2 separate regions of the Homo sapiens genome follow, and region 1 is linked to region 2. A link is a contact called in ENCODE Hi-C or POLR2A ChIA-PET data. All regions are on one chromosome and are shown on one strand. The core of a region is the stretch at or near the end of the contact, and the rest is flanking DNA. Distances in the headings are between cores, read along the strand shown. Region 1 overlaps LOC105373718 (a long non-coding RNA gene). Region 2 has its middle 21 kb from the start of RBMS1.

What was found. A loop is a pair of places that touch in the nucleus more often than their neighbours do. ChIA-PET counts read pairs that join two places held with the same protein, here RNA polymerase II (POLR2A). Pooled maps may share reads with other maps.
Region 1: a map of chondrocyte shows a loop between it and region 2 (2.0-fold over the local background). The contact joins two enhancer-like sites. A Hi-C loop is called at or near these places in 2 of 168 maps with a recorded cell type or tissue (CD8-positive, alpha-beta T cell and chondrocyte) and 1 of 50 pooled maps. POLR2A ChIA-PET finds 5 or more read pairs at or near these places in 1 of 52 experiments (activated T-cell).

Annotation. Positions count from the first base shown.
Region 1 is chr2:160,560,644-160,567,931 of GRCh38, reverse strand. All of the region lies in intron 2 of LOC105373718 (a long non-coding RNA gene), which reads left to right. Among named protein-coding and RNA genes, the nearest start is that of RBMS1, 70 kb to the right of the region's middle. Within about 2 kb of position 5,816, at least 3 of the 41 ENCODE cell types and tissues checked have a DNase peak (open chromatin) inside an H3K27ac peak, as active enhancers do.
Region 2 is chr2:160,511,847-160,518,172 of GRCh38, reverse strand. No RefSeq gene overlaps it. Among named protein-coding and RNA genes, the nearest start is that of RBMS1, 21 kb to the right of the region's middle. RefSeq lists an enhancer at 3,083-3,252. Within about 2 kb of position 4,885, at least 2 of the 41 ENCODE cell types and tissues checked have a DNase peak (open chromatin) inside an H3K27ac peak, as active enhancers do.

The sequences.
Region 1 (7,288 bases), core at 4,567-7,066, 49 kb before region 2:
GGCTAATGGGACAAAAAGGCAACCCAGAGATTAGCTAAAGCAGGAAACCACTACCACCCTGGGATTGAAGAGACAATGGAAGGAGGTTGTATTACCAGAGTCCAGGAGCCAAGGCTGTCCAGTGGGAACTAGCCAGGACTCCCCAGTGGAAGCCTGGATTGTGGAAAAAGGGGCTGACAGAAGTAAACGAAGTCATTTCCCAAAACACAGAGAGTGGTAGAAACACCCTGTCTTCTCATCCAATCTCCAGCCCATGCTTTACATTGGCCAAAACCTACAAAACCCAGTTGCAAGGGAGTCTGGGAAATGCAGTTTGCAGTAAATGGCTCCCAGAGGTACCTTCACAGTGTAGGGTGAAGAGCAGGGAATGGATCAAAGGCAAATTACTGGCCCCAGAAAAATTGTCATACTTGCAACCTATTTTCGAATGGTCCAGGGAACAAAATATGTACATACATATACATACAGATAAAAGAACTTTGGTAAAATGTGGAATCTAGGTGGGCATATAGATGTTTGTTATATTTCAGTTTTTCTATATGTTTGAAGTTTTTCACAATAAAAAGTAGGTGAAAAATCCATTCTGATACTCTATGAAAGAGAAGTTAGGAACCTGATACGAGGTCATGGCCATGAAAATAGAGGAAATACTAAAATTGAATTTGACAAAGTTTCTTATTAAATTCTTATAACCAAGATGAAAAAAAAAATGTGAGCCAGGGCAGCATTTATCATTTTTTTCTACCACTACACTTTTGATAGTTGATTTTTTTAATTTCACTCTCCCAGGGACATACCCACTATTATTCCCATGCCAGCTATAACACCTAACCCTGTATACCACATGCAAAAAAGTTTGATAAAATGGAAGTTAATGAGAATGGCTTTAACTTGGTGGTAATCTTTAGTCTGTTCTATTTTTTAAAGAAACTAGTTATGAAATACCTCACAGTCCATTGCAAAACACCAGTGTGTTGTGACATTAAAGTTGAGAAACCTTCAGCTAGAAAAATAGTATAATTATAAAGCCACACACATGGTTTCATACTACCCAACTACTACCCAAAGTAGTTGACTAATGCAAAGATGTCAGCCTGGAGGGAGGCTTCTCATAATGCACCAGAGGGTGTTTTTTAGTTTGGCCCTGTCAGTTTTACACATTTATCAATGTCTTGGATGAGATTTAGAAAACAAGATCATAATTGCTAATAGCATGAAACCTAGAGTGAGAGTGAATGCCAGCTGAGGATCCGTAAAGATTTGGATCAGAGTGATGAACAAATATAAATTGGTTTCTAATAGAAATATGTGACCAGTCTTTCATCTGGATCCAGAAAAACCAACTAAGCATAACATGTCTGGTACATAGAACTAGACAGCTTTAGTTCATTCTCTAGTTCTTCCACTAATGACCTGTATAAACTTCAGCAAGGTAACTTTATCTCTCATTAAGTGCCTCCATTGTCACACTGGTAAACAGAAACAATAGTAATATCTACTCCACAGTAGCTTAAGAGAGTTCATATACATCAAAGCAGTTGAATAGTCCGTGGCCCAGATAACAAGAAATGTTGCTTCTTATTAGTGATGTGTGTAGAAGAGGGCTGATGGCTATAGTATCTACTAGATAGGATAAAAAAGATTGATAATACATTCAATAGATTTCAGTTGTGGGACAGAGTTAGTAGTCTATGACACAAGACTATTTTGCTCAATTTTTTATTGTGGTAAAATGCACATAACAAAATTTACCATCTTAACCACTTTTAAGCATACACTTCAGTAGCACTAAGTACATTCACATTGTGTTACATTACCATCCTCCATCTCTGGAGTTCTCTTCATTTTGAAAAAGTTAAACTCTATATCCATTAAAGAACCCCCATTTCTACTCCCCCTAGCCTCTGATAACCATCATTTTACTTTCTGTACCTCTGATTTTGACTACTCTAAGTATCTCATAGAAATGAAACCATAAAGTATATTTTTTGTGACTGGCTTATTTCACTAAGCATAACGTCCTCAAGATTCATCCATGTTATAGCAAATATTGAGTTTTTTTCCTTTTTAAAGCTGAATGATATTTCAGATATAAATACACATTTTGCTTATCCACTCGTTTATCGAGCACCTGGGCTGGTTCCATATTTTAGCTATTATGAATATAGATGTACAAATATCTTTGAAATCCTGCTTTAATTCTTTTGAGTATATACCCCAAAATAGAAATGCTGAATCATATGGTAATTCTATTTGATTTTTTGAGGAACTACTGTATTGTTTCCACAGTGACTATTCCATTTTGCATTCCCATCAGCAGTGCAAAAGGGTTCCAATTATTCCACATCTTCAACACTTGGTATTTTTCTGGGGGGTTTTCTGATAGTAGCCATACTAATGGGTATGAGATGGTTTCTCATTATAGTTTTGATTTGCATTTCCCCAGTGATTTTGAGCATTTTTTCATGGCTTTTTAGCCATTTGTACATCTTTTTTGGATAAATGTCTTGGCACTTTTTGAATCAGGTTGTTTTGTTGTTGTTGAGACTTTAATAGAATCTCACTGCTGTGAATAAGACTGATGAAAGTCATGATTTACTCTGCCCTGCTCGGGCTACAACTTGAACAAGGGCTTGAGATCAGGTGTCATAGTAGCAAACTCTCATAAACAAATCAGAGTCTGTGCAGTACAGAGCTGAAATGCAGGTACTGTTGATAGAATTGGAGGTGTCAGACTGTCTAAAATTTTACTGAGCTGTGGAATAGAATGTTGATGTTGTTTTGTGTGCCCCCCATTGATTTCTCCAGAGCCAATGAGTAAAAATTACCATGACATAGATGCTGAGTCCACATAATGAAAACCTTCCTTATGATTGGAAGAGCTGTTTTGGGGTATGCTAAGTTCCCCGTCCCTGCCATGATAAGACATTATATGTTAGGGTGACTGCTTGGCAAGGGTGTGATGGGACTTAAACTCCAGATGTGTGATTGGATTAGGTGCCTTTTAAGATTGACTCCCAGAAATTCTGAGTTTTTATCCAATGAAAATCTTAGGATTCTAGATTTGTTTCTAATTACATACTTAACTGCTTCCTACACTGCTGCCTTTAAAGCTCTTATTGGGTGTTTTTAGGCTCTGGGCCAACAAGACTGCACTTTTTTTTTCCTACCACCAAAGAGGTTAAATACTCAGTATGTTCATTTTTTAGGAAATGAAGTTGAAATGATTAAACAGGAAATATGCACTTAGCTCCTAATGTTAGCTACATCAAGACAAAATCAATTTCATTTCAAATGGAATGCTATTGGAGAGCTGTTTAGAAATTTGTTGATAGGAAAGAAATATTGAAGGTGAATACACCAGACACAGGAAATGAGAAAATTAAAGATATCTTTCAATGCTAAAAAGCACTCTGTCTTTCCTGTTCTCAAAACCTTGAAGAAATCTTTAAAACGCTCTACTTATTTGAGACATAAATATCTTAGACTAAAAGTCAACAACACCTGGATCAAGAACCAAAATTTTCTCTACTAGGTTGTCTATGGAAACTCAGAAACCTGAATTCTGAAGATGCCCAAATCACTGACCACACATACCTCCATGAATATATAGAGAGGGGGAAAAGCCAGAAAAATCTTGCTAGTTCTAACACCTTTATGTGAACAAGGTCATTGGTCATACCCCACGTGGCCTCTGTTTTCAATTGGTAAGCATTCTTTTTAAGCCTAAGAAGTAGAATTTACACATTATATGCAGCAGTGCTTCATTTCCTTCTCAACGACTAGCTCTGCTGCTTTGGGAAAGGGAAAATTTCCAACTCTCCCAAGGCAGTTGAGTGGCTTATGCCAAACAGTGTTAAGTTTTTCATCACCTGCAACTAGGTTTGTGAGTCTTATGAAATAACCAAAAAGTATGTTCAGAATCTCTGGCCTCCAGTCAAAGACGAAGATGGAAGCATGAAATTGAGGTTGAATATATTATACCTTTCTCCATCTTAGGTTTTTGTGTTTTACCTATAGGGGAAAAAAATCAAATATGTATTTTAAAGATTTATATTTTACATCAAATACATATTTTAATATATCATTGGGGAGGATTTTGTAATCTTGAAATTTAATCAGACTATTCTTTTCAAATTTTAGAACACAAACTAATTTAACATAGCTTCCAGAAACCAGAAATAAGTAAAAATTTGTCTTGCAGTAGTTGAAAATCTGATGTTCTATCATGAGAATTTAAGAGTCTTTCTTTTCTGGAGTTCATATTTTTCACTTCTATCTAGATCCCAAACTCTTTAGTTCACCAGATCTTGGGCCAGGTGATGCAGATTCCTCATTAGAAAGCATCCTCACTTTTAGGTCTGTAGGCCTTTCTAAAGAATTATGAAATGCTCCCTCTACTATTATATTAAGAACATAAGGCTTTTTCTTTTGTTTTACTAGGAATTCCATCAGCAGTGAGATGGAAACAGTCAAAACCAGGAATACAACAGTATTGATAAAAATAAGACAGTTTACATTATCAAGTAGATCTACATTTTTGGATATTTGTTTTTCTGAATGTAATATACAATCCTAAGAAATAAATATTGGCAATAGTATTGAGAAAAAGAAGCTTTTGTAATTCTGAAATGGCTAACAGCATCAGCCTTTTCATTATTTATTAGTACATCAGTAAGTTTGACAGGAAATTATAGCTAAAGCATGTGGGCAAAGTGTGGGGAGAAAGAAGCAAAAGCTCCAAAAAAGGACATTTTCTTCTCCCCAGAAAACTTTGCCAGTATTATCACTAGTGAAAATTTTGGCTCCTTCTTAACTTACCCCAGATTTCCCTGTCAATAGCACCCAAAAATGGAATTTAAAAAAAATATTTAATAGAGGATGACTTTCAATTCCCAAAGGTGACCACCCCTAGATTGAAAACACGCTCTTCTGGAGAAACTATGAGTCTTTTATTTACCTGAGTCTTATGTGATTTGCAACAGAGTAGACACTTAAATATTTATTGAATAAGTCAGCAAATAAACAAATGAATAAGAGGATAGACAGAAGCAAAATAGAAATACATTATGAGACGATAAGAAGTAACTGAATTTTCAAACTGAAGAATCTTTTAGGATGACTCTAATGATTCATAAAGTCAAAGAGCTATCATAACCCCACATCATTATTTACTACATTTTCTGATTTTCCTTTAAGTATATGCCTAACAAGCAAATACCTGTGCATTTCAAAAAATCCAGATGTATAAATTGCACGACCTTAGACATGAGACTTAAGCTGAGACTCGATTTCTTCATCTGCAACATGGGAATGATAAGTTAAATGATTTAGTGTTAATAAAGCACCTAGAACAGGACTTGACATACAGTAAGCACACAATAATTATCAGTTAAAATTGTGATCTTCATCCTTTACATCTTCTTCAGTGGATTCATTAGATGCAGAGAAAGTAACAACAAATTACTTTTAAAAGATGTTCAAAATCAGATCATTTTATAACAGTTTTAATTCATCTTAAAGTCAAGTGCATAAAAATGGAAAACAGATTCAAAATTTTCCTCTCCTTAAGGGCAGACGCAATGCATCATTTAGCTTTCTATCTCCCAATGAATCTTTCAAACTGTCTTATCGACACACATGTAAAGCAGTCAAGATCTGTTTGTGAAATCTAAGAACTAAATATATAATAGAACAAATTCTCCCATCTTGAGTTGACCTCACCAAAATTTTGTTCATAAGGATTTCTTTTACGTTGCTTTTTTAGCAACTTCAAGAATTTCAGTTCCATATAAGAGAGTGCTGAGTCAGTCCTCTTGGCAGTAATGAGAAGAGGGGAACATGAGAACTGGAAATAGGAGAGGAAGGTAAAGTATGTGGTGGAACTGGAGTAGAGAGTTTTGTAATGAAGATTTTTGCAAAGAAGAAAAGAATGTCGAGAGATAGTAAATCCCAAGCTTAAAGCTACACACTTATGTTTGTAAGGAAGACAGGCATGAGATACTAGTAAAAAGGTAACCAGCAGACTTCACAAGCTTTGGCATAAAGACTCTTGTCAATGCTCATTGAGCCTTTACAATGTACTACATAGATCCGATCATTTAATCCATCCTCACAGCAACGTGTTGGGAGGGCACTATTGGACTGACTCTGTAGACAAAGATACTGAGTCATAGAAAGGTTTAAAATGTGCCCCAGGTCACAGCTAGCAAATGATAAAATCAGGATTTGAACTCAGGCAAGTCTGACTGCAGACTTAAACCTGATGACACATTCCTCATGACTAAATCTATATAATCCTCTGTACTATGGCCAGGTATGAGATATGCTTAGTTGGCTATGCCAACAAGGTTTTAAAAAAAGCTAAACAAAGGTTTTACATCCCAAGAGTTCTAGTTATTCATTATTGGGCCCAGAAAGAAGAAAATCAAAACTGAGTTAAAAATTAGAAAGATAGGCCGGGCGTGGTTGGCTCACGCCTGTAATCCCAGCACTTTGGGAGGCTGAGGTGGGCACATCACTTGAGATCAGGAGTTCGAGGCCAGCCTGGCCAACATGGTGAAAACTCATCTCTACTAAAAATACAAAAATTAGGCAGGCGTGGTGACGCATGTCTGTAACCCCAGCTACTCGGGATGCTGAGGCAAGAAAATTGCTTGAACCTGGGAGGTGGAAGTTGCAGTGAGCCGAGATTGCGCTATTGCACTCCAGCCTGGGCAACAAGAGTGAAACTCCGTCTCAAAAAAAAAAAAAAAAAAATTCAAAAGGAATGAGGTCGATGCAGGGGGTAGGGGGGCTACAGAAGCCTCTTTTGTGAAGGTTGTCTGCAGCAATCCAAAAACATCCTATTGAAACTCTAAAGAAGGAATATTCTAAAGATTTACTTAAAAGATCTTAAAGAGGGCCGGGCGCGGTGGCTCACGCCTGTAATCCCAGCACTTTGGAAGGCTGAGGCGGGCGGATCACGAGGTCAGGAGATCGAGACCATCCTAGCTAACGCGGTGAAACCCCGTCTCTACTAAAACTACAAAAAAATTAGCCTGGTGTGATGGCGGGCGCCTGTAGTCCCAGTTACTTGGGAGGCTGAGAGAGGAGAATTGCTTGAACCCGGGAGGCGGAGGTTGCAGTGAACTGAGATAGCACCACTGCACTCCAGCCTGGGCAACAGAGCAAGACTCCGTCTCAAAAAAGAAAAAAATCTTAAAGAGAATAAATGAAAACCAACTGCATGCCTCTCCGTTCACCCACTGTAGCTGTGGTATTCACCTTGCATGGTCCATACTTCTCT
Region 2 (6,326 bases), core at 3,636-6,135:
ACTTGAGGTTGAGGGAAAGTAATTTCCAGAAAAATTTGCCAGACTACTCTAAAAGTTCCATCACTATTTAGCTAGTTTCTAACGTTTGTCTGAAAACTAAGAATGGTGTATCACATTCAATTCATTTTAAGCATAAATTTGAATCCATGAATAAAGTTTTTCATTTTTGCAGACACCACGCCCTTTTCCTGTTCTCCAGTTCTTTTCAATTTTGTTCCATAAGACAATTGTGCCATTATGCTCCATGGAAACCATTCCATGCATTCTTGGCATCAGTTTTTGGTCCTCTTGGTGTCTTTAACTCCTACTAATATGAATGGGCATGACCTCAGTATCAAAGGGTCATTTAATTTGGTGTACAACATGATAACAAATTATCTTCTGTGCACATAATATATACAAATTCAAAGCTTGCCCAGAATATAAATAGTTCTTGAACATATTCTGTCCTTTTTGAAAAGCAATGCTGTATGCATGTGCACAAGTTCCATGATTTCCATGATTTCCCCTAGACATTTTGGACATGTTACATGTGGCTTCACCAGAAAAGGAAAGTGGAAAAGTCAGGCGATTATCTAATGAACGTACTTAATGGAGGCAGTCAGTCTGGAACACATAGCAGTAAAGCAATTTCTCAGAATCCCTTTTTGAAACTTGAATTATCAATAATGTCACCTTAGCCCCTCAGTGATTTGTGTATGTGTTGCAAATTACTTGAAATGAAGACATTTAGGTGGCAATATTTTGCCTATTTTCATAGAGAAAGAAGAAACTGACCTTGTTTAAATAAATGTCAAAAACTTTTAACGTAGACACTGGCAAGTTTAATTTTTTTTTCCATTGAGGTACATGATGTACCATAAGCTCCAGCTGAATTCTGAAGCTGTTGCTTAGCTCTTCCTGTGGGCCTCCTCCAAATACAACTTCACCTAACACGCTAGAAGTGGAAGAGGCAGGAGGGAGAACAAACGCCCCTCGAGATTTCAGTGACTCATCTTAAATGGCCTTTTACACGCCTGTGTACTTGTGGTTAAGAACCGTGGGGCTCAGAGTGCAAATATGTAAACTACATAAATTAGTACCTTGAATCAAAAGCCAAGGTATGTTTTTTAACCAGCACTGAAATATAGATAAGCTCTCCCTCCCACTCTCCCACCCGCTTAAAATGGCCCCACAGGAAGCAGGTAGGAAGATCATTTTGTTTTCCACCCTCTCCAGCCCTACGTTTCTGTCCCAGGCAAAGGCAGCTCATTGGAATTGTCCCAGCAGGCTTGTTATGTCTGAGAGTGAGGAGGAAGATGCTGAGAGCTGGGCTTTGTTAGTTTCATGTTTTCTGGAGCACAGTGTGGGTGTGCTGTGAATACTGAGATGACATCAATCACAGAAGGTAATACAAAAACTCGCTTAGCATTAGGTGTAAGACAAGGTCAAGCAAATCTTCAGCTGGACCCAGACCTACCACCTGTTTTCAGGATTAGTTGGCAAGACAATATACTTGAGAAATCTCTGCAACAATCTACTGATCTCTAAAACCTGCCTCTTAGTCCCATGGGGACTACTGTCTTCCGCAGTGTGTGTGAGCATCTTCACTTTCCACCCCCCAGCATTACACTCCCTGACACTGACCCGATAGTCCTTTAATCAACCAGTTTGCTATTTCTTCCATCTCTAACTCTAATACTTATGAGTTAATGTGCCTCAACCTCCAAAGTTCTCTCCCTCGAAACTCTCCACTCTAAAATTCCCCATAATCAGAGAGCCTCCCATCGGATATCTCGCCATGCATCAGTTCAACTTCATCCACATTGGGTTATCAACAAACTTGAAGTATGTGAGCCACTACCTTTTCAGCTTTCCTTTCCATCTTACTTTCTGGTTCATTTGAGCTGCCATTTAAAATTTGCCACTTAAAAAAATGATCCTTTCTTTCTTTTTTTTTTTTTTGTTGTTTTTTTAAGACAGATTTTCACTCTTGTTGCCCAGGCTGGGGTGCGATGGCACGATCTTGGCTAACCACAACCTCTGCCTCCCAGGTTCAAGCGATTCTCCTGCCTCAGCCTCCTGAGTAGGTGGGATTACAGCCATGTGCTGCCACCACACCCAGCTAATTTTGTAGTTTTAGTAGAGATGGGTTTTCTCCATGTTGGTCAGGCTGGCCTGGAACTCCCAGCCTCAGGTGATCCACCTGTCTCGGCCTCCCAAAGTGCTGGGATTACAGGCATGAGCCACCGTGCCTACCTGATCCTTTCTTTTTTCTACTTACAGAAATAGAACATGCTCATGAACACTTTCTTCCTTAGTGTCTTGCTATTCCATCGTCTTGATATATGTTAAACAGTTGACCATTTTGACAATGTGCTCGTCTAGAATCCTTTATAAATTTGCTGTCTTGCCAACCACTATCTCTTCCCTCTGTAGGTTGTGTTCTGTTTTCTCCCTCTCCTGCTTCCTGGTTGATAAATGTCATTTGGAGTGAGTCACAAAAATCTGTTGATGGAAGCCATTTTTTATTCATGCCCTCCAAGCTCACCTGATTCCTTCTCGACTATTAGTGATCTTTTAATGCCTTTCTTGCCAAGTCACTAAGTCTCAACAACTGCTATCCCTCATTTTCTTCACTTCCCCTAAGCTTCAAGCTGCCGTTGATTTTCCTCTTTCTGGGCAGATGCTTTAACATCACACTTAATTGAAAAGAGAAATCATCATCTGAGTTGACATATCCTGCAGAATTTCTGTGGTCCCTGTACTTGATATTCTTTAGCAAATGCAAATCTAAGCTTTCCCCAACCCCCCAAGCTGCTCTCTTCCCTGCATTTTCACACACAGGTTAAATGACTGCCCACACTCAACATGGCTTGCAGGCAGCAGAGCTGGGCTTCAAAGCCAAGAAACCTGGCTGCAAACTCCTGTGCTTAACCACTACACTGTGCTGCTTCACACTTATGCTACTGCCTTCTTTCTTCTTCCCTCATCTCCCAAATATCTGAATCATCTGTGCTTCTTGATTCAATCGTTACCATTCCTCTCTAATCCTTTGCAATTTCCCTTATAACCTCACCTGTGTCCTGAAATTATTCTCTCCAAAATGTCCTCACCCAAAAACTTTTTCTTGCTTGCACAATCCTTAACTTTTCTAGAGTACTTGAATCTATTGGTGAAGGGAAAAGGTGTGGGAAGAGAATTTGCATTTCCTAAGTAGCTGCTAGGTATCAGAAGTTTTGCATATAGCTAACCTAATTTCTTACAATAGCTGTATGGTATAAGTAATATTTTTCATAAGAAAAAAATTTGCAAAACACATTTGCTTATGGATTTGTCTAAATGAGGCTATTTTAAAACAAAGAGAACTTTTTAGGATTTAATAAGACACAAAGCCCAATTTTTAAAATGAACAAAAGATTTAAACACACAGTTTACCAAAGAGGGGTAAACAAATACTAAAAAAAAAATGCTTAACATCATCATATTATCAGTCCATTTTCATACTGCTATAAGACTGGGTAATTTAGAAAGAAGAGAGGTTTAATTGACTTACAGTTCCGCGTGGCCGAGGAGGCCTCAGGAAACTTACAATCATGGTGGAAGGAGAAGCAAGACACCTCACTCACAAGGCAGCAAGAACGAGAATGAACACAGGAGGACCTATCAAACACTTATAAAACAATCACATCTCGTGAGAACTCACTCACAATCACGAGAACAGCATAGGGAAAACTTGGCCCCATGATTCCATTACCTCCACCTGGTCTCTCCCTTTACACGTGGGGATTATGGGGATTACAGGGATTGCAATTCAAGATGAGATTTTGCGTGACACAGCCAAACCATATCGATCATTAACCATTAGGAAACTGCAAACTTAAAAAATACCACCTACGCACACACACTTGAATGGCCCAAATAAAGAAGACTCAAAATACTAACTGTTGACAAATATGCAAAACAATAGTATACATTGCTGGTGGGAATGTAAAATTGTACAGCTAATTTTAAAACAATTTGGCAGTTTCTTATAAAGTTAAATATACATATACCATATAACTAATCCCACTTAGGCATTTACCCAAGGAAAATGAAAATGTATGCTCACACAAAGACTTGTACTCAGATATTCATAACAGTTTTATTCATAATTGCCAAAAACTGGAAACAACTCAATTGTCCATTAATTGGTGAACACATAAATAACCTGTGATATTTTCAAAAAGTGGTTAACTAGTCAACAATAAAAAGAGAATGAATTATGATATCTGGCAACAACATGGATGAATCTCAAAAGCATTATGCTAAGTAAAAGAAGTCAGGCATAAAATATTATATATGTGAAATTCTAGAAAAGCCAAAACTATATTGATAAGAAGCAGATCAGCTGTTGCTAGCAGCCCGCAGTGGAGGGAAAGATTTAGGTGTAACGGGTATGAGGGCATCTTGGCTGGTGATGAAATGTTCTGTATCGTGATTGCGAGGCTAGTTTCACAGCTATAAACATTTGTCAAAAATAATCAACAATTCACTTTAAATGTGTGAATTTCATTGTACATAAATTATCCCTCGATAACACAAAAATATAAAAGGAGGGGTGAGAAAATGTCTAAATAATAAATGATTAGAAGAGCTTCATTGACTGTAACTATGTTCCCTCTTCATTCCCTCATTATTTCTTTTCTTTCTAGTCCTTCCATATTCCTCTACAGTCTTTTTTCCCCAACCCACAAGTTTTTATTTTCACAAGTGATTAGCTCTGCAAATTATCTGGTAATTTTTAATAATAGAAAGTGACTATTACATGAACCAGAGAGGAGACAGTCTTTGTGGAACTGTGTGTTGCAGAGTTTCTCGTGACTAGATAAGGGAAGCTCTGTTCAAGTGAAATGTGGACATAACTACGTTATCATAACGACGGCTGCCAGGAGGGCAGAACTGAATTTGATGCTCCATCACAGCAAATATATCAGCCCTTCAGGTTGACATTTTTTCTCTCTCCTCCTTTCCATGGTCTTGATTTTCTATTTCAGTTTCATCATCCTTATAATAATATAACCTCTTCTTCATGAGCCACCTAAATTCCTTTTGGTAGAGAGAAGGAATATAAATAAGGGGAGTAAAATAATAGTAACAATGCTTATGGTAATGGAATTATCCTTATGTATGGAAAGGACTAAGGTGGTTTATACTCTGCTTATAGTGCTTTTCCCAAAACACAGAGGTAATTAGTACTTCCTAGTACCAGTGTGTAATGGTCTGAAATTACAGGGAAAAAAAAAGTTCTCATTTGTTTTTTACATATAGGAAGAACTAAATCTATTGCTGCACTTGTGAAGGCAACCTCATTTGAACTTCTTTTTTTTTTTTTTTCTTTTATCTTGACTTGACTCATGGGAGGCACAAATAGGAGGGTAGGAGGAGGATGAAACTGGATCTTTATTCTCCTGGCTCTCTTTATGGCAGCCCACACATTAATTGAATTTCTCTTTCGAAAGCCACACTGCTGTCAGGTACCTCCCTCCCCACCCTACAGTGATAGTGATTGGCTCCAGGTTCCATCGTGTGCTTCCTCCCCTTTCCGCTGCAGGCCTAGTTGTGGTAAAGACAGACCTCACAGGGCCTTGCCATTCCTTGTTGGCTTCCCCCAACCCTGCTCTCGTGGATTGAATGGTGGCCCCCAAAAAAGACATGTCCACATTCACAGAACCTGTGAATGAATATGACCTTATTTAGAAAAAGGATCTCTGTAGATGTAATGAAGCTGAAGCTCTTGAGATGAGGAGATCATCTTTCACTATTGAGGTGGGCCGAAAGGCCAATCTCAAGTGTCCTTATAAGAGAAAGGCAAAGGGAGATTTGACACAGACAAAAGAGAAGAAGACAAACCGAGGAGAAAGTGATACAAAAGTGAGAAAGGACAGGAGTAAGTGATACAAAGACAAGGGCAGAGCTTGGAGTGATGTGGTCACAAACCAAGGAGGCCAAGGATTGCCAACAGCTACCAGAAGCTGGAAGAAGCAAGAAAGGTAATTATCTAGAGCCTCTGGATGGAGTGCAGCCCTGCTGACACCGTAATTTTAGATTTCGGGACTCCAGAACAGTGAGAGAATACTTTTCTCTTGTTTTAAGCCACCAAGTTTATGGTAATTTGCTATTGCAGCCCTAGGAAACAAATACACCCGCCCACACCTTGGTAAACAGACCCTCTTAAAGTTCTCGCCAGTTACACAGTTTGTATGTGCTTCTTATCTCCTGCCAAGGTCTACCAGATAGATCGTATCTTCCAATGAGCAAGTGCCTCATTATTATAACTCTGAACTCTAGGACAGTTCTGGTGATAT